Regions from separate parts of the Mus musculus genome. Here all the other regions are linked to region 2. Evidence: chromatin loops called from intact Hi-C (ENCODE). Cell type or tissue: heart. All regions are shown on one strand.

The links. Hi-C counts contacts between places; a loop is a spot of excess contacts. Peaks named below come from ENCODE experiments on the same cell type or tissue, not always from the same donor. Only the 100,000 strongest peaks of a DNase experiment are listed, where the experiment ranks them.
Region 1: a loop joins it to region 2, with 7 times the contacts of the local background. A loop is called at or near these places in 37 of 42 quality-filtered maps.
Region 3: a loop joins it to region 2, with 7 times the contacts of the local background. A loop is called at or near these places in 14 of 42 quality-filtered maps.

The regions. Positions count from the first base shown.
Region 1 is chr7:25,595,787-25,603,786 of GRCm38, reverse strand. It overlaps Gm51473 (a long non-coding RNA gene), which reads left to right and starts at 1,524. Exons shown (of 2, transcript XR_003946731.1): 1 at 1,524-2,226; 2 at 2,934-3,125. It also overlaps the pseudogene Gm4607. In heart, a CTCF peak has its summit at 3,954 (motif pointing right); a DNase peak (open chromatin) is centred at 3,946.
Region 2 is chr7:25,421,341-25,429,340 of GRCm38, reverse strand. All of the region lies in intron 4 of 4732471J01Rik (RIKEN cDNA 4732471J01 gene), which reads right to left. It also overlaps the pseudogene Gm20949. Among named protein-coding and RNA genes, the nearest start is that of Cxcl17, 12 kb to the right of the region's middle. In heart, CTCF peaks have their summits at 2,775 (motif pointing left) and 4,720 (motif pointing left); a DNase peak (open chromatin) is centred at 4,730; H3K27me3 peaks cover 2,156 bases.
Region 3 is chr7:25,537,054-25,545,053 of GRCm38, reverse strand. It overlaps Ceacam2 (carcinoembryonic antigen-related cell adhesion molecule 2), which reads left to right and starts at 5,050. Exons shown (of 9, transcript NM_001113368.1): 1 at 5,050-5,353; 2 at 6,121-6,480. The coding sequence starts at 5,290. The region is part of intron 6 of 4732471J01Rik (RIKEN cDNA 4732471J01 gene); the gene reads right to left. In heart, a CTCF peak has its summit at 3,408 (motif pointing right); no DNase peak of the experiment used is centred here.

The DNA of each region.
Region 1 (8,000 bases), 170 kb before region 2:
AGGACCTTGAGATGGGGTGTTATCATAGGTGACCGGGTAATGAATCAGGTGGGTCTCATCAGAAGGATGGCCAGTGGAGTCAACAGGAGTCAGGATGCCGGACTCAAAAGTTTGGAGTGACACAGGAAAGCAGGAAGCTTCCAGAAGCTCAGGAGAGGAGAGCGTGGATTCTTTCCTAGAGTTTCCAGAAGCAGCCACGCCCAGTGTACCTACTTTATGCTTCAGAGTAGCAAGAGAATTATTTTCTCTCCTTTCAGTGCTAGGGACGGAAGTGTGATTGAAGTGTGTGTGTGTGTGTGTGTGTGTGTGTGTGTGTGTGTGTGGTTGTGTGTGTGTGTGTGTGTGTGCATATGTTGGTATTAGTGCTGGGACCATGGGTCTCACACATGCCATGCAAGCACTGGCTGTGGAACTGTACCTAGGTCTAGCCTTGCTCACCTAGTTGAACTACACCCCAGTGCTTTGTGGCTTTGGTTTGGTTTTGTTTGAAGAAGGGTCTCGTGTCGCCTAGGCCAGTGGCTATGAGTGATACTGAGCTCCTGACTCTCCTGTCTTCATTTCCCAAGTGTTGGGGTTACAGGCACACATCACCACACCCTGTAGCTTTAATTTCTCTCTTCTCTCTCTCTCTTTTTTTTTTGTTTAGCAGACATTTATTACTTTAGTTGATTTGAACAATCTCTATACAGTGACTTGTTTTGCCGAATAGAAAAGAATTTTAGGTCTCAAGACTTTGAGTCTACTATTTTCTGGAAATCAGATCATCCTTTTAAAATCTCCAAAGGGAAATCAATTTAATAAAAGCCTCAATTAGATTTTGATACCAAGCCAGCTGTTCAGGGACAATACTATTTCTTCCACACTCAGAATCACTGTGAGAAACTACTCCAAGGCTTGGCAGATAGAAATAAAATGTGGTGCAGCCTTTGTCAAATGTGAAGAACATCCAGGCAGTTACCGGCCACCTACCTATGGGTAGATTGTAAACAATGAAATCACACTACCAAAATGAACTATTCTTACCCGTGATGAATTGACTGGAATTGAGAAAATTCCACTTTTGGTTTTTCTTTATTGTGGACTGGGATAGAGACAATTTCTCTATACTGTAGGCAGTCCTGGAACTCGAGATCCGCCTGCCTCTGCACACACCAGCTGCTGGAAAAGCTTAATGTTTGCAATCTTGATCACAACTTATTATATTTGCTAGGTTGATATTAACTTGTAACCACAGTTACTAGCTTACAACTTCTAGTGGAAATAATCTGCCCTAAATAGGCCCCACTACATCCAGTGTTCAACCTTCACCATCCCCAAATCCATACTGTAGATCCAACAGAAAGTGAAACCTCTTCCAACAAGTTTATCTGGTCTTCTGAAAATATAACCCTGGATTCAATTTTCACAATGTGGGTTATAGTTGATCTCACTTGTCTACGCACAAAACAGGGTTGAAACGTGCTCTTCCTACGTATTTCTAAGCAAAATCCAGCTCTAAAGTTTGTACTCATCAAATTCCCAAGCAAGCCATCACGTCATCGAACCAGAAGATGCCATCATAAAGCTGTAGATTCTGTCTCGTGCACCAACACATGCAGGACTCGTTTCAGGACTCCCTTTTACCCTTTACAGGGTCTTACACACAGGACACCACATAGCACAAACACTATATATTTAGTCCCTTAAGCAGATAATACAAAGAAAGTACACCAGAAACAAGATGTGCCATCACCTGTAATTTTCAATTATTGCACTTTAACTTCTACATTTTCACAGAACACTCATGACAATCTGTAGACTACTTTTAACAAATAACACCTATAAGCAGAAACGGCTGTCCCAAATTGTTTATTGGATATGAATTTTACAAATATCACATGTATTAGCGGTAACGGTGGAGCTGGAAGAGTATTGCGCCTTCTCCAGGCCGCACGGCGGGAACCACCACGGCGTGGTGGAACTTGTGGCCCTGGCTCTTTCGGCCGGCAGATCTCTCTGCTTGTGGACTGGTTTGGTGATCCACTGGGTGTCTGGATTTCTTCTGATAGCTTTATGGAATGGATCAATGAGGATAACCTCAAAAAATGTATATGTGGAATCTTCACCAACCCAGTAGGAATTCAGGACTCCCAAAGCCTCACAATGGCGCCCAGCTCTCTCCTCAGCAACAGACTGAAGGCTTCCGGCAAGTTTCAGCCGGTTAACACCATGGTGGACAGGCTTGCCGTAAGTTGCATCCTTAGGAACCCGACGTTTGCGACCACCATGGCGGACACGAATCCTGTAAATGACAGCCTTGCTTAGCCTTGTACCCCAGTCTTCGAGCTTTCTCGGGCCCGGTGGGGTGGGGAGCCCTGTGCAGTGCAGAGGGCTGGCGGTGTTGCCAGCAGCGGACCCTCGACCTGCATCAGGGCATCACGGCTTCTGCCTCCATAGCTTTTGGATGTATTTGTATGCACCCATCTTGCCTCACCAGATGGCTGCCGCCAGACGAAAGGCAGCTTTAATTTTCCAATGCCTACTGTTAATGACGGTTCTTAAATGGTTTAACCTTTTTATGATACAGGGGAAGTGCCCTTGTGTAGAAATGATTCTTAGGAATTCCCTTCTGCAATTCCGTTCACAGGTCAGCAGCGGCGGCTCTATCCACTAGCAAACACTTCACGAACATAGCAGCATTCTAGTGCCGTAGATTCGGGATGGCAAATTCAAATTAGCAGTGGTGGCATGACCTGGCAGAAATTGCCAGGCCTCGGCAGGAGGTAGCAGGAGGAACCAGGACCATCAGGGATTTCAGGAGAAGTTCTCGGCAGTGCCTCTCTCAGCAAAGCAGAGATCAAAAAGCATTGCAAAGTCAGCTATGGGAGTGAGCCCCTCTCACTGTCCACTGAGTCCTATTTGTACACCTTCCAAACATCACGTGTCCTTTACAGGTCTTGCCTCACCACGTGTCTTGCCTCAGCACGTGAGTCTGACGTAGCCAAACTCCAAGTGAGTCTGAATCAGCCGACATCACTCTGCCAATCGGCCCGAGTCTACAGAAGTGGCAAGAAGCTGCCTAACATTACCAGGAGCGCAACAACACATGTAAGGCAGACCAATACATGCGTGTTGTTAGCAAAGAATCCTTCATCATGAGTCTTTTCATGTGCTTGCTCAGCGAAATGTTCCTTCTTGACTCTGCCGTAGCAAAACAGCCTTTCACCTGTGTCTGCTTCAGTGAAACATTCTTTGACATAATGGACTTTCCAAAGAAACCACGAGGTTCCACTTTAACACCCAGCCTGATGGCATGTTGGAGGCTGAGCTCAGGGTTTCATACACTAGGCTAGCCCTCTACCAGCTGAGGCACATCCCCAGACTTCTTGCCTCCACCTTTGGCTTTTGAGACAAGGTCTCATTATGTCTCCTTAGAACTCAACATATAGACTCTGTCGGACCCGTATTTGTGGTGATTCTCTGGCCCCCACTTCCCAGGTATTGGGATTATAGGTATGTGTCACCACACCCAACTAATTTTGTGGGTTCCTTCTTTTCTTTCAAAACATCTTTTGTTTTCTCTCTCTCTCTCTCTGTATGTGCGCGCGCACACGTGAAAGAGATCCAAGGATTTAGAGCCAAGAGATGGATAGAGTCAGTGCAGGCCACACCCCATGCTGATGTGTTCTACTTTACATTTTAAGACACCTTTCTCAGTACTGTCCTCCCACTGTTAACATCCTCTGGATGCATAGCCCTCCCAATTCAACTTCGAGTTCCCAGGACAAATCTCCAAGCGTACCTGAACTTACCCTGTACTGGATGGAGTCGGGACATCTGGGAGCAGAGAATGATGGTCCTGCAGCCTGGAGGTCAGAGCCCACTGTGCTCAGGTCAGGCTAGCCCACAGCAGTTGGAGCCCAGTCACAATATCCCTGCTACCGCCCAAACATGAGCTGTAGTTCTCCGAATAAACACGAGGGGGCGACATTGGAACATACAATTAATACTCAGACTTCTTTTCCCCAGAGCTTTACGTTACTTTTGCAGACTGGTTTCCATCCTTGTCTCAGCAGATCTGGATCTCCCTCCCAGGAGCTCGCTTTGACTTACTGGCTCCTTCTCATGTCTTCGAGGAATTCCTTCTGTTAGGGTCATAACTCATGAAGATGATAAGGTGGCCACAGGGGAAAGAGTGAGAAAGTGACTAGAGATACACCCCGAACCATCAGACTTGAGCCACACTCAGCCAGCACAGGATGCTGGGAAGTCTCTCTGAAACCCACAATAGCCTTTTTAGGACACACCTACACACCCAGGTGGAGGAGAAGGTGGGAAATCCAGGAGGCAGAAAGAACTCTGGATAAAGCCAGGTAATGGAGATTCTCCCAGAAAGATGAGAGGGGACAGACACATGGTACCTGAGCATGGGTAAGCAGCCTCATGGTAGAATGTAGATTAGAGTAAATGGGTTATAGTAAGTTATGATCTAGTTAAAAAAAAGAAGGAAAGAAAGAAAGAAAGAAAGAAAGGAAGGAAGGAAGGAAGGAAGAAAGAAAGAAAGAAAGAAAGGGAGGGAGGGAGGGAGGGAGGGAGGGAGAGAGAGAGAGAGAGAGAGAGAGAGAGAGAGAGAGAGAGAGAGAGAGAGAGAGAGAAAGAAAGAAAGAAAGAAAGAAAGAAAGAAAGAAAGAAAGAAAGAAAGAAAGGAAGAGCCTAGCTGTATGGCCAAGGTGTCTGTAAATATATTTTGAGTCTGAGCCTTATTTCTGGAGCATGGGGCATAATGTCTACCCTTGTCTGTTGGTGAGAGTGGGGTGTCATTGTGTTGGGTCAATCTGTGGCTTTAGATCAGAGAGCATTTCTTTTGTGAAAGTCAGTGCTCCCAAGTTTGGTGCGTCAATATATGGAACTGTAATGTCCTCGTGGTGGAACTGTCCTTTGCCTTACAGAAGTTTTACAATTTCATGAGGTCTGATTTACTAATTGTTGATCTTAATGCCTGAGCCTTTGGTGTTCTGTTCAGGACGTTGTCTTCTGTACCAGTGCGTTCAAGGCATTCCCCACTTTCTTTTCTATCAGATTTGGTGTTTCCGGTTTCAGGTTGAAGTCTGTGGTCCACTTATACTTGAGTTTTGTGCAGGGTGATTGTTGCTGTAGTAGATTAATCTGCTCTACTCTCCCCAGCGGCAGCAGTGCGAGTTCCTTGCTATTTGCCCCAATACTCTGGATTCTTGAATGAAACACACACACACACACACACACACACACACACACACACACACACACACACACACACAGCCTTATATTTAATATGCCTTAAATAGTTCAATGGCTGGACCACTTCCAAACTTCCATGTTGCTAATGCCTCCCCTCTGATACACCTGAGTTATTACTTACTAAAATCTATATCCATCTTTGCTATTCTAGACCTGTTCTTCCTGGCCCTTACATGAATGAGTGTATGTTTTCCCTTTGGCAGCTCTCAAGCTTGGATCTTAATCTTCCCCGGCAGAGCAGTTCTCCTTCTTCCTTGTCCCCTTGCCTGCGAATCCTAAAGTCTCGCCTCTATCTCCTTGCCCACCCATTGGCTGCTGGCAACTTTATTTACCAATCAGAACCAGCCGGGGGCAGAGACCCTCAGTGTCTCACCTGTGGGTGCCATTTTGGGAACCCACAGTGCAAGCGTAAAACCAAATCCACAACAGGTGATCAATGTTGATCTATCTGCATTCTTCTACGTGCAGATATCCAGTTAGACAAGCACCATTTGTTGAAGATGCTTTCTTTCCATTGTATGATTTTGACTTCTTTGTCAAAACAAGTGTCAGTAGGTGTGTGGATTCATTTTAAGGTTATCAGTTTGGTTCCATTTATCAACCTGTCTCTATACCAATAGCATACAGGTTTTATTACTATTACTCTGTAGTACAGCTTTAGGTCAGGGATGGTGATTCCTCCAGTTGTTTTATTGTTCATGATTGTTTTAGCTATCCTGGGTTTTTTGCTTTTCCATATGAAGTTGAGAATTTGTCTTTCAAGGTTTGTAAAGGCTTGTGTTGGAGTTTTGGTGGGAATTGCATTGAATCTATAGATTGCTTTTGGCAAGATGGCCATTTGCACTGTTAATCCTACCTATCCATGAGCATGGGAGGGCTTTCCATCCTCTGAGATCTTCCTCAACTTCTTTCTTTAGAGACTTGAAGTTATTGTCATACAGGTCTTTCACCCACTTGGTTAGATTACTCCCAAGATATTTTATATTATTTGTGGCTGTTGTGAAGTGTTGTCTCCCTATCTTCTCAGCCCATTTATCATTTGGATAAAAAAGGGTTATTGATTTCTTTGAGTTAATTTTATATTTAGCCACTTTGCTGAAGTATTACCAGCTGTAGGAGTGTTCTCTGGTAGGTTTTTTTTGGGGGGGGGGTTGCTTATGTATACTATCATATCATCTGCAAATAGTGATATTGTGACTTCTTCCTTTCTAACCTGTATCCCCTTGATCTCCTTTAGTTGTCTTAGTGATGTGGCTGGGACTACCCTGAAGAGATAGGAAGAGAAGCTAGAACTTCAGCTATATTGAAAACACAGGGAGAGAGTGGGCAGCCTTGTATTGTCCCTGGTTTTAGTGGAATTGCTTTGAGTTTCTCTCCATTTAATTTGAGGTTGGTTATTATTGGCTTGCTGTATATTGCTTTTATTGTGTTTATGTATGCACCCCACATCCCTGATCTCTCCCAGACTTTTACCATGAAGGGATACTGGATTTTGTCAAAGGCTTTTCAGCGTCCAATGAGATGATCATGTTTTTTTTTTTTTTCTCCTTTCTTTCAGTTTGCTTATATGGTAGATTAAGTTGATATATTTACAGATATCAAACCACTCCTGCATCCCTGAGGTGAATCTGGCTTTATCATAGTGAACGATGTCTTTGGTGTGTTCTTGCATTCGGTTTACGAGTATTTTATTGAGTATTTTTGCATTTCATAAGGGAAACTGGTTTGAAACGCTCTTTCTTAGTTAGGTTTTTGTGGGGTTTAGGTGGCTGTGGCCTCATAGAATGAGTTTGGTAATGTTCCTTCTGCTTCTGTTTTGTGGAATAGTTTTAGGAGTATTGGGATCAGCTCTCCTTTGAAATCATGGTCGAGTTCTGTGCTAAAACCATCTAGCCAGTGGCTTTTTTTCAGTTGGGAGTCTTTTAATGACTGCTTCTATTTCCTTAGGGGTTATAGGACTATTTAGATAGTTTACTTGATCTTGATTTAACTTTTGTAAATGGTATCTGTCTAGAAAAATCATCCATTTCATTTAAATTTTCAAAGTTTGTGGACCACAGGCTTTTGAAGTAAGATTTAATGATTCTTTGAAAATCCTCAGTGTCCATTATATCTCCCTTTTCATATCTTATTTTGTTGATTTGAATACTGTATCTCTGCCTTTTAATTAGTTTGGCCAAGGGTTTGTCTATCTTGTTGATTTTCTCAAAGAACCAGCTCTTCCTTTTGTTGATTCTTTGTATTTTTCTCTTTGTTTCTAATTGACTGATTTCAGACCTGAGTTTGATTATTTCCTGCCATCTATTCTTCTTGAGCGCATTTGCTTCTTTTTTCTCTAGACCTTTCAGGTGCATTTCTTTCTTTCTTTCTTTTTTCTTTCTTTCTTTCTTTCTTTCTTTCTTTCTTTCTTTCTTTCTTTCTTTCTTTCTTTCTTTCTTTCTTTCTTTCTTTCTTGAGACAGGGTTTCTCTGTGTAGCCCTGGCTGTCCTGGAACTCACTCTGTAGACCAGGCTGGCCTCGAACTCAGAAATCTGCCTGCCTCTGCCTCCCAAGTGCTGGGATTAAAGGTGTGCGCCACCACACCCAGCATCAGGTGCACTTTTAAATTGTTAGTACAAGGACTGCCTAATTTCTTTATGAGGGCACTCTTAGTGCTATGAACTTTCCTCTTAGCACTGCTTTAATGCTGTCCCATAAGTTTGGGTTATGTTGTGCCTTCATTTTCATTGTATTTTGGAAGGTAT
Region 2 (8,000 bases):
TTTTGAGACAGTGTGTCTCTGTGTAGCCTTTGATAGGAACTCCCTATTACATCAGGCTGACCTGGAACTCACAGAGATCTGCCTGCCTCTGCCTCCTGAGTCCTGGGATCAAAGACATGGGCCACCACCTTTTACTGAACCAAGCTCCAACCTAAGGTTCTATATCATATTTACCTGTTTCGTGCCTTTAAAGGTTATTTTTAGTAGTGGGTATTTCTGTTTTACTTTGATTTTTGATTTGAAGTCCTGGTGATTGAACCCAAGGTCTAGCACACTCTAGCAAAGTGTTCTACCTCTGAGCTTATCTTCAATTCCCTTAGTCTTCTCTAAATTGGTAGAGTTGTTCCAAGTTTTTGTCTTCATGACCATAACATTTTGATTTAGTTCTTTTGTTTGGTTTGGTTTTTTTTTAAGATTTATTTATTTATTATAAGTACACTGTCTTCAGACACCCCAGAAGAGGGTGTCATCTCATTACAGATGGTTGTGAGCCACCATGTGGTTGCTGGGATTTGAACTCAGGTTAAGAGCAGTCGGTGCTCTTAACCTCTGAGCCATCTCTCCAGCCCGTTTGCTTTGTTTTTGAGGCAAGTCTCGTTTTTGTAGTTCAGCCTGGCCTGAGCTTGCTATGGAGCTAACTGTTCTTGGAAGTGGCCCAGATGAACTTGAGGAGCTGATGAGGCCTGGGGTTTATTCAGTCGGTTGGTTTTTGTTAGGTTAGGTTTTCACTGTTGCCGCAGGAGGGTGGTGGTGGTTATTTTCAGCCTAGGTGCCTCTCCAGTGTGCTACACAATCCGGGTGGACCTTTAGTTCCTGACCCTCCCATCACCACCTCCCAAGTTCTGGGATCATAGACCTGAGCCTAGTGGTTTCACTTTTGCTGGAGGCAAGGTTCATGCTGGCCTGGAATTTGTGAGCCTTATACCTCTGGCTCCTCAGTACTACTCCCATACCTGGGTGACCTTAACATTTTCTGAAGAATATTAGCCATCTGTTTTTTGGTGTGATGGGAGTGGGGATGGGGCTTGTGATAACCCTCAATTCTGGCTCACCTAATATTTCTTCAGGGTTAAGTTCAAGGTGTGCACTTTAGCCAGGTAGCAGAGGAGTGACACCGTGTCTCCCGAGGTCAGCAAGTGAGGTGCCCAGGGTGCTGGGCATGGAGCACCTAGCTATGCTTCCTCACTATAAAATGACTATATTACTTGGAAACATTATTTTATTTCACTTACTACATTTTATTTCCTGGAAGGAGCGAGCAAACCACGCAAGCATTTGGAGGTTGGAAAACAGCTTAGAAGAGGAGACTCCTTCCTCCCACCTGGGGAGCCAACACAGACCTTGAGGCTTGCTGGCAAATGTCCTCACCCACCGAGCCATCTTGGGAGCACTCTTAAACTATCAGTGCCTGGAAACACAGAATAATCAAATGAGCCTCCCTTGGGGCCTGGGGCAGGCCCTGGAAGGTGGTCAATGTCTCAGATTCTAACAAACAACCAGAACTGAAAACCAACAGTGAAAACTGGAATTCTGAAAAGCAACATTGGGCCTCTCTTCTCAAAACATAACCAATTAAGCAGATGTAACTAAACTTGAACTTTGGTGGGAACCCATAGCAGAAGAAAGGCCAAAATTCCCCGGGTTGGGAGAGCACTTAATGAACAAGGAGCTGAGTGATATAAAGAAAATGCTGGCCATAAGCAAGCCCCCCACCCTTTCTGCTCCAAGCCTCAGGGAAATCTTTGCTTCATTTCATGAAATGCACAGCACACGATGGCTGAAATAGCCACTGGCAGGAAACTACAACTCCTGTTGCAAATACCCAGCCTTCTATACCAAGATACTTCTTCTGACTAGGGTTGAAAGCAAAATCTATAAGAGTCAGGTCGGGGGCCCTGGGCTTCCCTTGAAGAACCTGTGCTATCTGAGTGCCAGTTATGCTTTGTCCTCAATGTCTTCTGAAGCAAGAGGGTAGGGACTCGGTTTTAAGATTACAAAATAGGAAAGTGTGCCCATCTCTCAAGCTCCGGCTGCTGAAGCAATTCTCACAGGGCTTAAGTCCTTACTGTGCCTAATTTCCTTAAAGCATTTATCAGAGTTTCATTTACGAATTTCATCAGGTCTAGAGAGCTAGTTGGGCAGTATGTGCACTCGCTGCTCTTGCAGAGGACCTGTGTTCAGTTCCTAGCATCCACATCTGGTGGCTCACAGTCGCCTACAATTCCCCCTCCAAGGAATCTGGCGCCTCTGGCCTCCTGAGGCATCTGCATTCACATACAGACACATAATACTTTTTAATGTTTTAAGAAAAGGTCTCACTGACAATATAGCCCTGGCTGGCCACAAACTCACAAAGACCCACTTGCCTCTACCTCACAAGAGCTAGAATTAGACTTGCAACATCATGCCCAGCTAAAAATTTTAAGTGATAATAACTTAAATGTTTTCATCAATCCCTCCTGGAGACGGAATAGCTCATGACATGAAAAAGAGACCAGCAAAGCGTACAAAGAGGAAGAGCCCTGAGGAAAGCTATCCCTAAGGTATTCACGAAGCTACCAGGATCTGACTCTTGATTGCAGAAGGAGCTGTCGCAGCATTAAAGACAACGCTCAAGCTCTCATAAAAGACTAAAAAGGGGGCTGGAGAGATGGCTCAGAGGTGAAGACACTGACTGCTCTTCCAGAGGTCCTGAGTTCAATACCCAGCAACCACATGGTGGCTCACAGTCATCTGTAATGGGATCTGATGCCCTCTTCTGGTGTATCTGAAGATAGTGACAGTGTACCCACATACATGAAATAAATAAATCTTTTAAAAAAAAAAGACTAAAAAAGAAAATTAGTCCCATCGCCCCATTAACATATAGCCACTATAAACTGATGCACTAGCTGCTAGCTGATACATGGGTGAAATAATGAGCAAAAGATCAGGGCCATTGGGTGAGGAATGTCTGGGACGTATTTCCTGAGAGAGGCAGGTTTGGGCATCTGAACAGTAGGACTACTACGGAAACAGGAGACACAAAAGCAAAAGGAGCCAGGCATTGATCGCTGTTGTAGATGCTCATTTAGCAGTTCTCAAGAAAGTAGTCTAAATTTTTTTCCATTTATTCATTTTAACAACACATGAGGTTGCCTCAGCAGGGGTTGCTGGTCCCTCAGAAAGGAAGGTGATTTGCCAAGGTCAGTGGTACCCTTGGAATTAGAAACCAGCTTGTCTAACTCTAGAGCAGACATTACCACTGTCGAGAAAGAGTAGTGAACCCAGTTTAGGAAAGGGGAGGAAACAGGGATCACCATTACAGAAAGATGTGGTTGAGAAACCAGAAGTTAGGTAAACTTGCTAAAGTGGCTATGTTGAAGGACCATGAAAACTAGGCAGAAAAAAAAAAAAAAAAAAAAGCTGGGCGTGGTGGCGCACGCCTTTAATCCCAGCACTTGGGAGGCAGAGGCAGGTGAATTTCTGAGTTCGAGGCCAGCCTGGTCTACAGAGTGAGTTCCAGGACAACCAGGGCTACACAGAGAAACCCTGTCTCAAGAAGAAAGAAAGAAAGAAAGAAAGAAAGAAAGAAAGAAAGAAAGAAAGAAAGAAAGAAAGAAAGAAAGAAAGAAAGAAAGAAAACAAACTAGGCAGACACACTTAAAGGAAACCCGTGATTGCCAAAGAACCTCTGAAGGTTTGGGGTACAGAAGTCATCGAATGATACCTTGAGCGAGGAGTTCTGGGTTCTAAACAAGAGAAGCTGCTGGAAATGTCAGAGGAGCCATGGGATGGAGGAGTGGGAACGACACTTAGGAGCAGAGCCTGGACTTAAGCAGGAGTCATGCTGGAGGGACAGGTAGGGGAACCTTTAATTGCAGCACTCAGGAGGCAGAGGCAATGATCTCTGTGATCTACATAGAGAGGTCCAAGCCAGCCAGAGCTACACACTGAGATCCTGTGGTATGTTAAAGTCATAGCTACACCAGACAGGCTAGATGCTCCCTCCAGAGTCTGTTCTCACTTCATCCACAAATCAACACAGGTGCAATGAAAATTCATCTCTACCGTGATCTCTTGTTACGTAGTGTGACCCACCACCACCCAGCAGTGATAGCTTACCAAATCCTAGCAGTGGGTGGATGTGTTAGGGGCCAGCCTAGGAAACAAGACCAGAGCAGCAAAGTGAAAGACATGTTGGGGAGGGGAGAGAGAGAGAAGGACAGAGGCAGGGACAGAAGAGGAAGGGAGAGGGCTTTCAGTCTCCACTAGAAGTATCAGAATTGGGGGCTGGAGAGATGGCTCAGCAGTTAACAGCACCGACTGCTCTTCTGAAGGTACTGAGTTCAAATGCCAGCAACCGCATGGAGGCTCAAAACCACCCATAATGAGATCTGATGCCTTCTTCTAGTGTATGAAGACAGCTACAGTGTACTTACATATAATAATAAATAAATCTTAAAAAAAAGTATCAGAATTGTATTTAAACAACAACCTTGTGTGTTCTGTAAGCTCTTCTCTAAAGTATATTCCGATCTAGATGTTAGTGTCCACAATTCTGTCACTCTACAGAGATCCAGGGTGAGGGGTGGGTGGGTGGGGGGTGGGAGGACAGACAGGATGACACAGTTGACCTAGTCACCTAATGCACCCCTTTCTAATCCTAACAGCCTGTCTGGCTTGCTCACTAGGAAACTCCAGTGAGGAAGTGCTGCCACCTTGTGACCATGACTGGTAAAACATACTTAACAGTTCTCAATGGGAAGGTGCCAGGAGGAGGGGACACCAAGTCACAGATGTGGGGAGTGAATCACAACCGCTCATTTTAACAGCACAGCCCACATCACAGAGCACTGTCACAGTTAAGATGAACCCTAATTCTTTCCATTATTACATCTGTATTTGTCACGTGGGTGCACCTGTGGACGTTAGAGGACAACCTGCAGAGTCAGTTCTCGTCTTTCACTGTGAGTCCAGGGATCAAACTCAGTGATGACACCTTCACTGAAGAGCCATTGTGCTGACCCTCAAAGAAGTTTTTATGATTCCGAACAATTTGGTGTCCGTGGAAAACCTAAGTTCCATGCTAAGCACTAACAGTGCAGCCCTCAAAATCATCAGGACTGGGGGGCTGGAGAGATGGCTCAGCAATTAAGAGCACTGACTGCTCTTTCAAAGGTCCTGAGTTCAAATCCCAGCAACCACATGGTGGCTCGCAACCATCCATGAGATCTGATGCCCTCTTCTAGTGCATCTGAAGACAGCTACAGTGTACTTACATATTAATAAATAAATCTTTTTTCTTTAAAAATCATCAGGGGCTGGTGAGATGGCTCAGTGGGTAAGAGCACCCGGCTGCTCTTCCAAAGGTCCCGAGTTCAAATCCCAGCAATCACATGGTGGCTCACAACCATCCGTAATGAGATCTGCCTCCCTCTTCTGGGGTGTCTGAAGACAGACAGCTACAGTGTACTTACATATAACCAATAAATAAATCTTTAAAAAAAAATCATCAGGACATTGTTTTCAGACATCTGGGCCTGATGAAGTGCCAGGAAATAAATGTAGGGTTCCCTGGTCACTTGCGCTCTGTGGTGCTGTTTTATCTCGTGCCTCTCTTCAATCCTGGCCCTGGTCCTGACAAGCACTGGAATTAGCCAGTATCTGAGATCACCCACCACGAGCCCCTCCATTTCTTTCCGTAGGCATATCTGAAGCCCTGCACTCTCCTGTAAGTTTAAGCCAAAGGTTCGCAATTTGTGTATTGAAACCCCTTTGGGAGGAGGAGAGATCAGATGACTCTTTCAAAGGGGTCACCTAAGGTATTTACATTATGATTCTTAACAGCAAAGTTACAGTTATGGAGTAGCAATAAAATAATTTTATGGTTGGGGGTCAGTACAACCTAAGGAACTGAATGTAAGGGTCATTAGGAAGTTGAGAATCACTAGTTTAAGCTATGATGTGAGATTTGTTTAAAAAAAAAAAAAAAGGAGGAGGAGAAGGAAGAGGAGAAAAAATAAAAAGATCCGTGAAAAGAGGCACGGGGCTGGCCACAGCCCAGGTAGGAAGATGCTGCAGATGTAGGATCCCACTCTCACTGTGAACACGGTCCAGCAGGGAAGAAAGCAGTCCTGAGCACTGCTGCTCTGGCTGGACGGTCCTAGAATTCAGCGTCTGCTGTGGTCTCCATGCTTGACCATGGAGAGTGACGGGAGAGCGCAAGGCTTCAGAGTTTGTCTCTGGAAAAAGCTGGAGGGGTGAACACAAAATTGTTTTCTAGAACTCACTATGTGATTCAAAAGGCACACAGGCTGCGCGGCCGGCCCCGAAGCGCTCGCCTAGCAGGGCCCCGGCTCCGCGTCGGGCGCTGAGCAAAGCTGGGGCTGCAGGCCAGGTAAGGAGGGCGCGCGCGGCCCTCAGCCCCGCTCGGCTGCTCCGAGGAAGTTCTCCTGCGCGGCGGATGCTCTTCTGCCTGGTCCAGTCCCATCCTGGTGCTGTCTATGTGAGCCCGCCGGCTGCGCGTCCTCCCAGCACTGCGCTAGGTGCAGTCTGTCAGAAGGTCAATGTCACGCCAGGGCCTGATGATGAAGCGGACCTTGCTGTGCTGGCCCCTGTCTTGCCTCTTTGTGCTGCTGCCCTGGCCCCTGGCCACTCCAACACCAATAACTCCTTGGCTGTGTCCACCTGGCAAAGAGCCTGACCCGGATCCAGGACAGGGCACATTATGCAGAACTTGCCCCCCAGGCACCTTTTCAGCCTCAGGGGACTCCTATCCATGTCAGCCTCATTACCGCTGCAGCCTTCAAAAGAGGTTGGAGGCCCAGGCTGGCACAGCAACTCGTGATACAATGTGTGGAGACTGCCAGCGTGGGTGGTTTGGGCCACAGGGAGTTCCTCATGTTCCCTGTCAGCCATGTCCCAAGGCACCACCAAGTACTGGTGGCTGTGATGAGTCAGGGCGGCAGGGCGAACCTCGGCAGCCTGGGAATGGCACTCGGGCAAGCGGTCCTGAGGAGACGGCTGCCCAGTATGTAGTGATTGCCATCGTTCCTGTCTTTTGTCTAATGGGGCTTCTGGGCATCCTGGTGTGCAACCTGCTCAAGCGGCAGAGCTACCATTGCACAGCCCAAAAGGAAGTCAGGCCCAGCCCTGGTGGAGGAGGCAGTGGGATTAATCCTGCCTATAGGACAGAAGATGCCAACGAGGACACCATTGGAGTCCTGGTGTGCCTGATCACAGAGAAGAAAGAGAATGCAGCAGCCCTGGAGGAGCTGTTGAAAGAATATCACAGCAAACAGCTAGTACAGACAAGCCACAGACTTGTACCCAGGCTGCTGCTAGCCTCACTCAGTATGCCCCACATCTGCCCGCATCACCACCACCTCCACACTGTGCAGGGCCTGGCCTCACTCTCTGGCCCCTGTTGCTCCCGTTGTAGCCAGAAGTGGCCGGAGGTGCTGCTGTCTCCTGAGGCAGCAGCTGCCACCACTGGAGGTGGGACCATCTGCCCCACTGAGGAAGCATCCTGCGGCACAGCACGTGAGCAGATCAAGAGCCCACCTTATCCCTGCAGCCCCGGTCACTTCCATGCAGGGTGCTGTAACCCTGTGCCTGCCCTGAACACATCATAGGAGCCCTCTGTCCCTTAGAGGTCTGGTTTGGTGAAGGAGTGGTATCTGTACCTGGTCCCAAGCTTGTACCTTAGGAACTAGCCACTCTTGCCCATGTCCTGGACCCTGGATGTGACTCCCTCTCTTCTGGCAGGCCCTATAAAGGGAAGGGGTAGCAAAGAGCCCTGTGCTGGTGGCAGAGTACCTGGGTTCCAATCCTGGGCTTATCCCTAGGTACAGATTGTGATCTTAGGGAGGAGAGTTCAGTTCCCAGGACCTCTCCAGCTCTTTGCAGATTCTGGGCTGAGTCCTGTTGGGGGGAGCTTGACTTTGCTACCCTCCCATTAGTAGCTTTATCTGGCCTGTTTTTGCTGCTTCCTGGGCCTTGGCCTTCATGGCTCCCAT
Region 3 (8,000 bases), 120 kb before region 2:
CAATGCCTCCAGGAATACGATACTGTTTTTGATTCACTATTTTCTTTGGCAGAGGCAACTCTAAAGGCTTCCATTTGGCCTTTCCAACCATAATAGCCCTCACTCTACAGTTCAGGGAACCAATATGAGAATTCTGCCAATTTCTGAGTATATCTATCCCAATTATACATTCTGGAACTGGGGAAATCACCACAGGATGTGTCCGGGGACCTACTGGACCTACTGTGAGTCGGACATCAGTCAAAACTCCATTAATCACCTGCCCTCCATACGCCCCTACTTTAACTGGAGGGCCACAATGTTTCTTGGGATCCCCTGGGATCAGTGTCAACTCAGAACCAGTATCCAGCAGACCCCGAAAAGTCTGATTATTTCCTTTTCCCCAGTGTACAGTTACCCTTGTAAAAGGCCGTAGGTCCCTCTGGGGAAGAACTGGAGAAAGGGTAACAGCAAAACCTTTGAGTGTCTTATCAAGATCCTTCCTCAGCGGAACCTGGCCACCCCTTCATTCAAGGGGTTCTGGATCTGCAAACTGTCTCAAGTCTGGAAATTGATTCACTGGCCGAGATTGCTGTTTACCACGATCTAATGTAGCCTTTCTTTCATTTGTTTGAGAATTTTTCTGCTTATACAGATCAAACAAATATGCAGTAGGCTTCCTATGTATTTCATTCCTGGAAACACCATGATTGGTTAGCCAGTACCAAAGGTCCAACCGAGTCATGCCATTATAAATTTCACCTCTCCTGTGCTGACCATTACTGGGTATGTTATTATAAACATTCTTTTGTCTACGCTGTCCATTATAATAACTAGAATCACCTTGTCTCGGGCGATTCAATGCTGCCACCTGGCCCTTGTTACCTCGGAATCCAACTAAACCCAGTGAATTTAATTCATCTAATTGAGCAGAAGCATCTCCAATGCTAAGATCTGGCACAAGGAAAAGGGAAAGAACAAAACCCTTCAAATGTGCTGGTGCCCCTCTCACCAATTTGCGTCTTATAGAGCTGGTGAAAGGCATATCTTCTGGACCTTCCCATTGTGGACAATTATGCTTTACACAATATATCCACTCTAGCATTGCAATTTCCCTAAGTCTTAAAATCCCTTCATTAACACTAAGCCATGGAATATCAGGCATCTCCAAGTCATTTCCAGTAGGCCATCTTTTGATAAACACCTCAGCCAACCATTCAAACAAACTTTTGACACCTTTTTTAACTATGCGAGCTTCCGTATTAAACCTAGAATCTCTACTCAGAGGACCCATGTCAATAAACTCAGCCTGCTCTAGTTTTATGTTCCTTCCACCCTTATCCCACACCCTTAAAATCCATTCCCACACATATTCACCAGGTTTCTGCTTGAATGAATTAGCAAACTCATTAAGCTCCTTAGTAGTGTAGCGAATTTCCTCATGGACTACACTTTCTACCTCCCCTCTAGGAGCCTGTTTTGCTTTGAGTCTGGTTACAGGTCTAGAAGAAACTATTGGTGGGCCGTGAGCAGACTCTGCAAAATTAATTTCCTCATGTGGGGAAGGCATTATTTCAAGAGGTGGGGCTGAGGGTACTACTTCCTCAGGTGGGGCAAACCCTTGAGAATCTGAGGATTCAAAATTCTCAGCTTCAACATGGTCTTCCCACACATCCCCATCCCATGTTGTAGGATCCCATTCTTTGCCAATTAGAGCCCTTACTTTAACTGTCGACACACTCTGAGGCTGAGACTTGAATTTTCGCTGTAGTTCAGCCAACCTTACAATGAGAGTTTCTGTTTGATTTTCTGCAACTTGAGCTCTATTGCTACAAGAGAGAAGATTCTCCTCAAGGACACACTTAGCAACTTTTAGATCGTTTACTTGTGTCTGGAGACTTTCGATTTTATCACACAACTCCTTCCTTTCATTCATCATTCTTTCCACAGATACTAAGAGCAGCCAGCCAGTAAAATCATTTTCCGATTTTTTCCCCATCTTGTAGAAAGCTTTGTGCACTGAATCACCTAATTCATTAAGAAAATCAAGGTCATTAGCTTCTTTAAGTTCGGAATATAGTTTCAACCATGGGTCTTCAAAATTCTCTGAGCTCCCAGGAGGGAGAGAATCTGGAGAGGTTTCAATAGTTGAAAGTGCTGGTGGATCAACAAGCCAATTCCAGTATTTTAAAAGATTCATCCTTGTACTTCTGTTACTCTAGAACCACTCCTGGTACCAAGTTCTGTATTAGTCAGGGTTCTCTAGAGTCACAGAACTTATGGATAGTCTCTAGATAATAAAGGAATTTATTGATGACTTACAGTCGGCAGCTCAATTCCCAACAATCGTTCAGTCACAGCTGTGAATGGAAGTCCAAGGATCTAGCAGTTACTCAATCTCACGCAGCAAGCAGGTGAAGGAGCAGGAGCAAGAGCTAGACTCCCTTCTTCCAATGTCCTTATATTGTCTCCAGCAGAAGGTGTAGCCCAGATTAAAGGTGTGTTCCACCACACCTTTAATCCCAGATGAAAGGCGTAGCCCAGATTAAAGGTGTGTTTCTTAAACTCGGAGATTCAATCTTCTGGAATCCATAGCCACTATGGCTCAAGATCTTCAAACCAAGATCCAGATAAGGATCTCCAAGCCTCCAGATAAGGGTCACTGGTGAGCCTTCCAATTCCGGATTGTAGTTCATTTCAAATATTGTCAAGTTGACAACCAGGAATAGCCACTACATCTGCAAAAAGTGATATTTTGACTTCTGCATTCTGATGATGGTGAGTGGTCTTGATTTCTGTTAGTAGGATTCTTATGTTTGCCTTTCGCCATCTTGTATTCTCTGGAGCTAGTTGTTATAGTTGTCTCTGGTTAGAGCTTGTTCCTCAGGTGATTATGTTAGCCTTTATCAGCAGACCTGGGAGACTAGCTCTATCCTTAGTTTCAGTGGTCAGAGTACTCTCTGCAGGCAAGCTCTTCTCTTGCAGGGAAGGTGCCCAGATATTTGGTGTTTGAACCTGCCTCCTGGCAGAAGTTGTGTTCCACTCACCAGAGGTCTTAGGATCCCGTGGCAGATCCTGTGTGGGTCCTTGCGGGTGTCTGCAGACTCCCCGGGCCAGGGACCACGGTGCAGCAGTGGGCCAGAAGGGACTTGAGCCCTGGGTCAGGCTGGATTATCTGCTTCCTTAATTAATGCAGTCTCAGGTCCTGCGCGATTGGATTGGAGCAGGCGCTGTGTTCCACTTACCAGAGGTCTTAGGATCCCGTGGCGGATCCTGTGTGGGACCTTGCGGGTGTCCGCAGACTCCCCGGGCCAGGGACCACGGTGCAGCAGTGGGCCAGAAGGGCTCCTCCACAGTTTTGAAAGCCTTGTTACCATCCATAGGGCAACCCAGATGTGAGCTGCAGGTCTCCTCCTGAACACCAGGGGGCGAAATTGGACCATATAATCAACAGAAAAAAACAGAAAAAAGGCATAACCACCCCTTGTATATTTTCTTTTTTTACATTTTAAATGTTTTCCCCTTTCCAGGTCTCCCCTTCAGAAATCCCCTATCCTCACCTCCCTTCCCCTACCTCTAAGAGGATGGTCCCACACCCACCCACTCTCATTCTCCTGCCCTGGCATTCCCCTACACTGGAATATTGAACAGCCTCAGGCCTGAGGGCCTCTCCTCCCACTGATATCCAATAAGGCCATCTTCTGCCACATGTGTGGCCAGGGCCATGGGTCACTAATGGATACAGAAAATGTGGTATATTACACAACAGACTACCAATCAGCCATTAAAAACAATGACTTCATGAAATTCATAGGCAAATGGATGGAACTTGAGAATATCATCCTGAGTGAGGTAACTCAGTCACAAAGGAACAAACAAACAAGATATTTACTCACTGATAAGTGGATATTAGCCCAAAAGTTCAGAATACCCAAGATTCAATTCACAGACTATATGAAGCCTAAGAAGAAGGAAGACCAAAGTGTGGATGCTTCACTGCTTCTTAGAAGGGTGAACAAAATCTTCACAGGAGGAAATACGGAGACAAAGTGTGGAGCAGAGACTGAAGGAAAGGCCATCCAGAGACTGCCCCACCTGGGGATCCATTCAACATATAGCCACCAAACCCATATGCGATAGTGGATGCCAGGAAGTGCTAGCTGATGGAAGCCGGATCTGTCTGTCTCCTAAGAAGCTCTACCAGAGCCTGACAAGTACAGAGGCAAGGTGGAAGCTCACAATCAACCATTGGACTGAGCATGGGGTCCCTGATGGAGGAGTTGGAGAAGGGACTGAAGGAGCCGAGGGGGGTTTGCAGCCCAGTGGAGGGAGCAACAGTGCCAAGAGGCCAGACCCCCACAGAGCTCCCGGGATCTGGATGACCAACGAAAGAATACGCAAGAACCTATCTTGCAACCTGGATTGCAGTTTCCATCCCAGTTGACACAACTGGAGCCAGCTCCCTCACGTAACCATACTCTGTCCTACTGGCTTTTTCCTGTATCTCTGAGAACTCCATTCTGCAAGGACAACCAATGTGGTCCCTTCCATCCTCCATCATCCATGGGAGAGATGGGAAATCCCAGGGCATTCACCAAGGAGAACAAAGCCATCCTGGGAATGTTACGGAGAGCATGGGCAGACCTGAATCACATTTGGCCAGCACCGGAAGCTGGGGAGGTCTTCCTGGCGCCCTCTATAGGAAGATGGAGCACACAGTCCTCTTTCCAGGACACACAGGTCACCTCCTCCTGCACACCCAGGATATGAAGCCCCTGAGACAACTTGTATCCTAGGATCAGACACATGACTGGTGTCATCAGTGACGATGGATCAGGTCCTACCCAGTCATCACTCAGCTAGGCCTTTCCTTAACCCTCCAGATAACTCTGCCACTTCCTGCCTGGAGTAAACCACACTTTGAGTGAGCACTGAGAACAGGGCACACAGGGCTCCCCTGAGGTTTATGTCACTCTAGGCTACAGGAAGTGCTGGAACTCCCTCTGCTGCTGACAGCCCCAAGGCCAGGGTATAGGACACATCTCAGCCTTTCTGCTCAGAGTATGTTCTAGAACACTGCTCAGAGTATGTTCTAGAACAATGAACTGGGAAGAGAGGAATAGAAGGATGGGAGGCCCGCACTGACAGAACAGCATTGTTAGAGTCACAGGCTCCACCCCCACCCCACGTGAATCTGGGAGGTGCCCTTCTCTGGGAGGAGAATCAATTCTGCTATGAAAAGCAGGGCAGATATCAGGGCAGCCAGGCTTAGCAGTAGTGTTGGAGAAGAAGCTAGCAGGCAGAAGAGACATGGAGCTGGCCTCAGCACATCTCCACAAAGGGCAGGTTCCCTGGTTTGGACTACTGCTCACAGGTAAGGAGATATTCCTTCCCAGTAGAGAGCAGGGGAGCTCAGAGACTGGCTGGGGTCTTCTGGGAGAGGAAAGGAACCTGAGAAGGGACATCTGGCTTCTGCTTGAAGCTTGACGGCAACAGGAAGCTCTCAGTGAGTGTGAATTGGCTAGTGGTGAGGAGAAACTCAGTTCTTCCCTATTGTTAAGTTTATCGCACTGGCTAGGATATCCTGAAGACTGAAGTCCACAACTCTGTCAGGGTGACTCTCCACATAAAAACCAAACTGGGGCAAGTAAATAGAATTATTGCATACTACACTAAGAAATTTGCAAATACACTAGGCTCTGGGACACTGATTTGCAAAGAGGTATATGAGCATGTTCCAAGCAGCAAGGGTTAAGCCAAAATCTACCTAGCCCTCCTCACAAAGCCCTAGTTCTATGTGCAGAACGGCAGACCTGCGAGGGCATCTAGGTGGGGTCAGGTTGGCAAGCACTTCAGAAAAAAACAAAGAAGAGAAAGGCCAGAAAATGAAGGCGCAGGGTCTTTAGAGGAGGAGGTCAGAGAAGATAGGCCTACACTCAGCAAAGACTCTGAGTGTGAGCTGGGATCTGAGGGCAGTGAGCAGTGAGCTGTGTGAATGCCGGAGAAGAGCGTTTCCTACAGTGGAAAGATGAGGAATGGAGGTGATCTGCTGGCCACCACCCAATAGGACACAGGCACAGCAAGGCTGAGAGGTTTTGCAAAGGTCCTAAGATTGATAGGTCTTTCTCTCTTCCCTCTTAGCCTCACTTTTAGCCTCCTGGAGCCCTCCCACCACTGCACAAGTGACTGTTATGGCTTTTCCACTCCACGCTGCTGAAGGCAACAATGTTATTCTAGTTGTTTACAATATGATGAAGGGAGTCTCGGCCTTTAGCTGGCACAAGGGATCTACTACGTCTACAAATGCTGAAATTGTACGATTTGTAACAGGCACTAATAAGACTATAAAAGGGCCTGTACACAGTGGCAGAGAGACACTATACAGCAATGGATCCCTGCTCATCCAAAGGGTCACCATGAAGGATACGGGAGTCTACACAATAGAAATGACAGATCAAAACTATCGTCGTAGGGTCCTGACTGGACAATTTCATGTACACAGTAAGTAATTCTCTGTAACCTCTGGGTCATGGGTAGAGCTAATCCTGCCTCCCACACAGCATTGACAATCCTAGATGACTCTACTATGTCCCTTACCTTGTGGAAGGAGCATTTAGTTCACGGCACACAGAGGGGAGAAAACCAGCAATAAACAGGGATGCCTTGCTTGGACCCACTCTTTCAGAAAAGAGATTGTTAGGTAACTCAGTCTGAGGATGTCAGACTCTGCACAGTAACTTAGGATGTGTACTGACTAGTTTTGTGTCAACTTGACACAGCTGGAGTGATCAAAGAAAAAGGAGCTTCAGTTGAGGAAATGGCTCCACGAGATCCAACTGTAAGGCATTTTCTCAATTAGTGATCAAGGGGGAAAGGCCCCTTGTGGGTGGGACCATCTCTGGGCTGGTAATCTTGGTTCTATAAGAAAGCAGGCTGAGCAAGCCAGGGGAAGCAAACCAGTAAGGAACATCCCTCCATGGCCTCTGCATCAGCTCCTGCTTCCTGACCTGCTTGAGTTCCAGTCCTGACTTCCTTTGTGATGAACAGCAGTATGGAAGTGTAAGCCGAATAAACCCTTTCCTCCCCAACTTGCTTCTTGGTCATGATGTTTGCACAGGAATAGAAACCCTGACTAAGACAGGATATGTATCCTGAGCATGCCCTTCAGGGCTCAAGCAGGGCCTCCCTGAGGAAACCATGAGAATCTCACGGAGAGGTGAGCACCAGGAAACTTTGCTCCAGACCCAGCCTGGACTCCAGGAACCCTGGGAAGTTGTTAGCCTGGGTTGAAATTTGCCCTCTTGTTAGAGCTGACAGGGACAATGGTTGATTGTAGGCTGTTGACAGCCTAGACTAGAGCCATGTCTGAGGTAGGTCACCTGGGTATCTCCTCCTGAGACCCAGTGTGCACTGCGTACATGGAGAGGTATGAAAGACAACCAGCCAACTGTTGTGATGCTCCTGTGAGACTTTCCAGGAAAATTGAGAGCCCTAAAATGATAGGAGGAAACCGTGTACAAATGGCAGCTCCTTGCTCTCCAGGGTGTCAGGCCCAGGGATTATTTCCTGCAGCAAATAGTAACAGACTCTGGTCTATGGAAGGTCAGATCATTGCTCCTTTTAAGGTTCATTTGCAGGCATGGCAATGATCATTTACCATATGTCCTATTATGGGGAAACTGAGGCAGGAAATACAGTCACTGAGTCAGGGTCACACAGGCGCTGGGTAGCACGAGTTTATCTGTCCAGAGCCACATCTTCAGCCTCCCCACCCTGGAGATCTTATTAGGCACTCGTTACTCTTTTAGATAATTTCTTGCACTCAGGCTTCTCTTTTGGGGGATCTCTTATTCATGTGAGTCAACACCAAACTCCCAACAAGAATGGCCCACCTTGTGGCCCGGCCCAACCTGAATGCTAGGCAACTGCAAGTCTCTTGTGTGAGGTATCTGACAGGCTGTGAGGATTCTCAGGGAAGCTCAATGGGAAGTGTCCTCACTGCCTATCTGTAGGACAGCCCC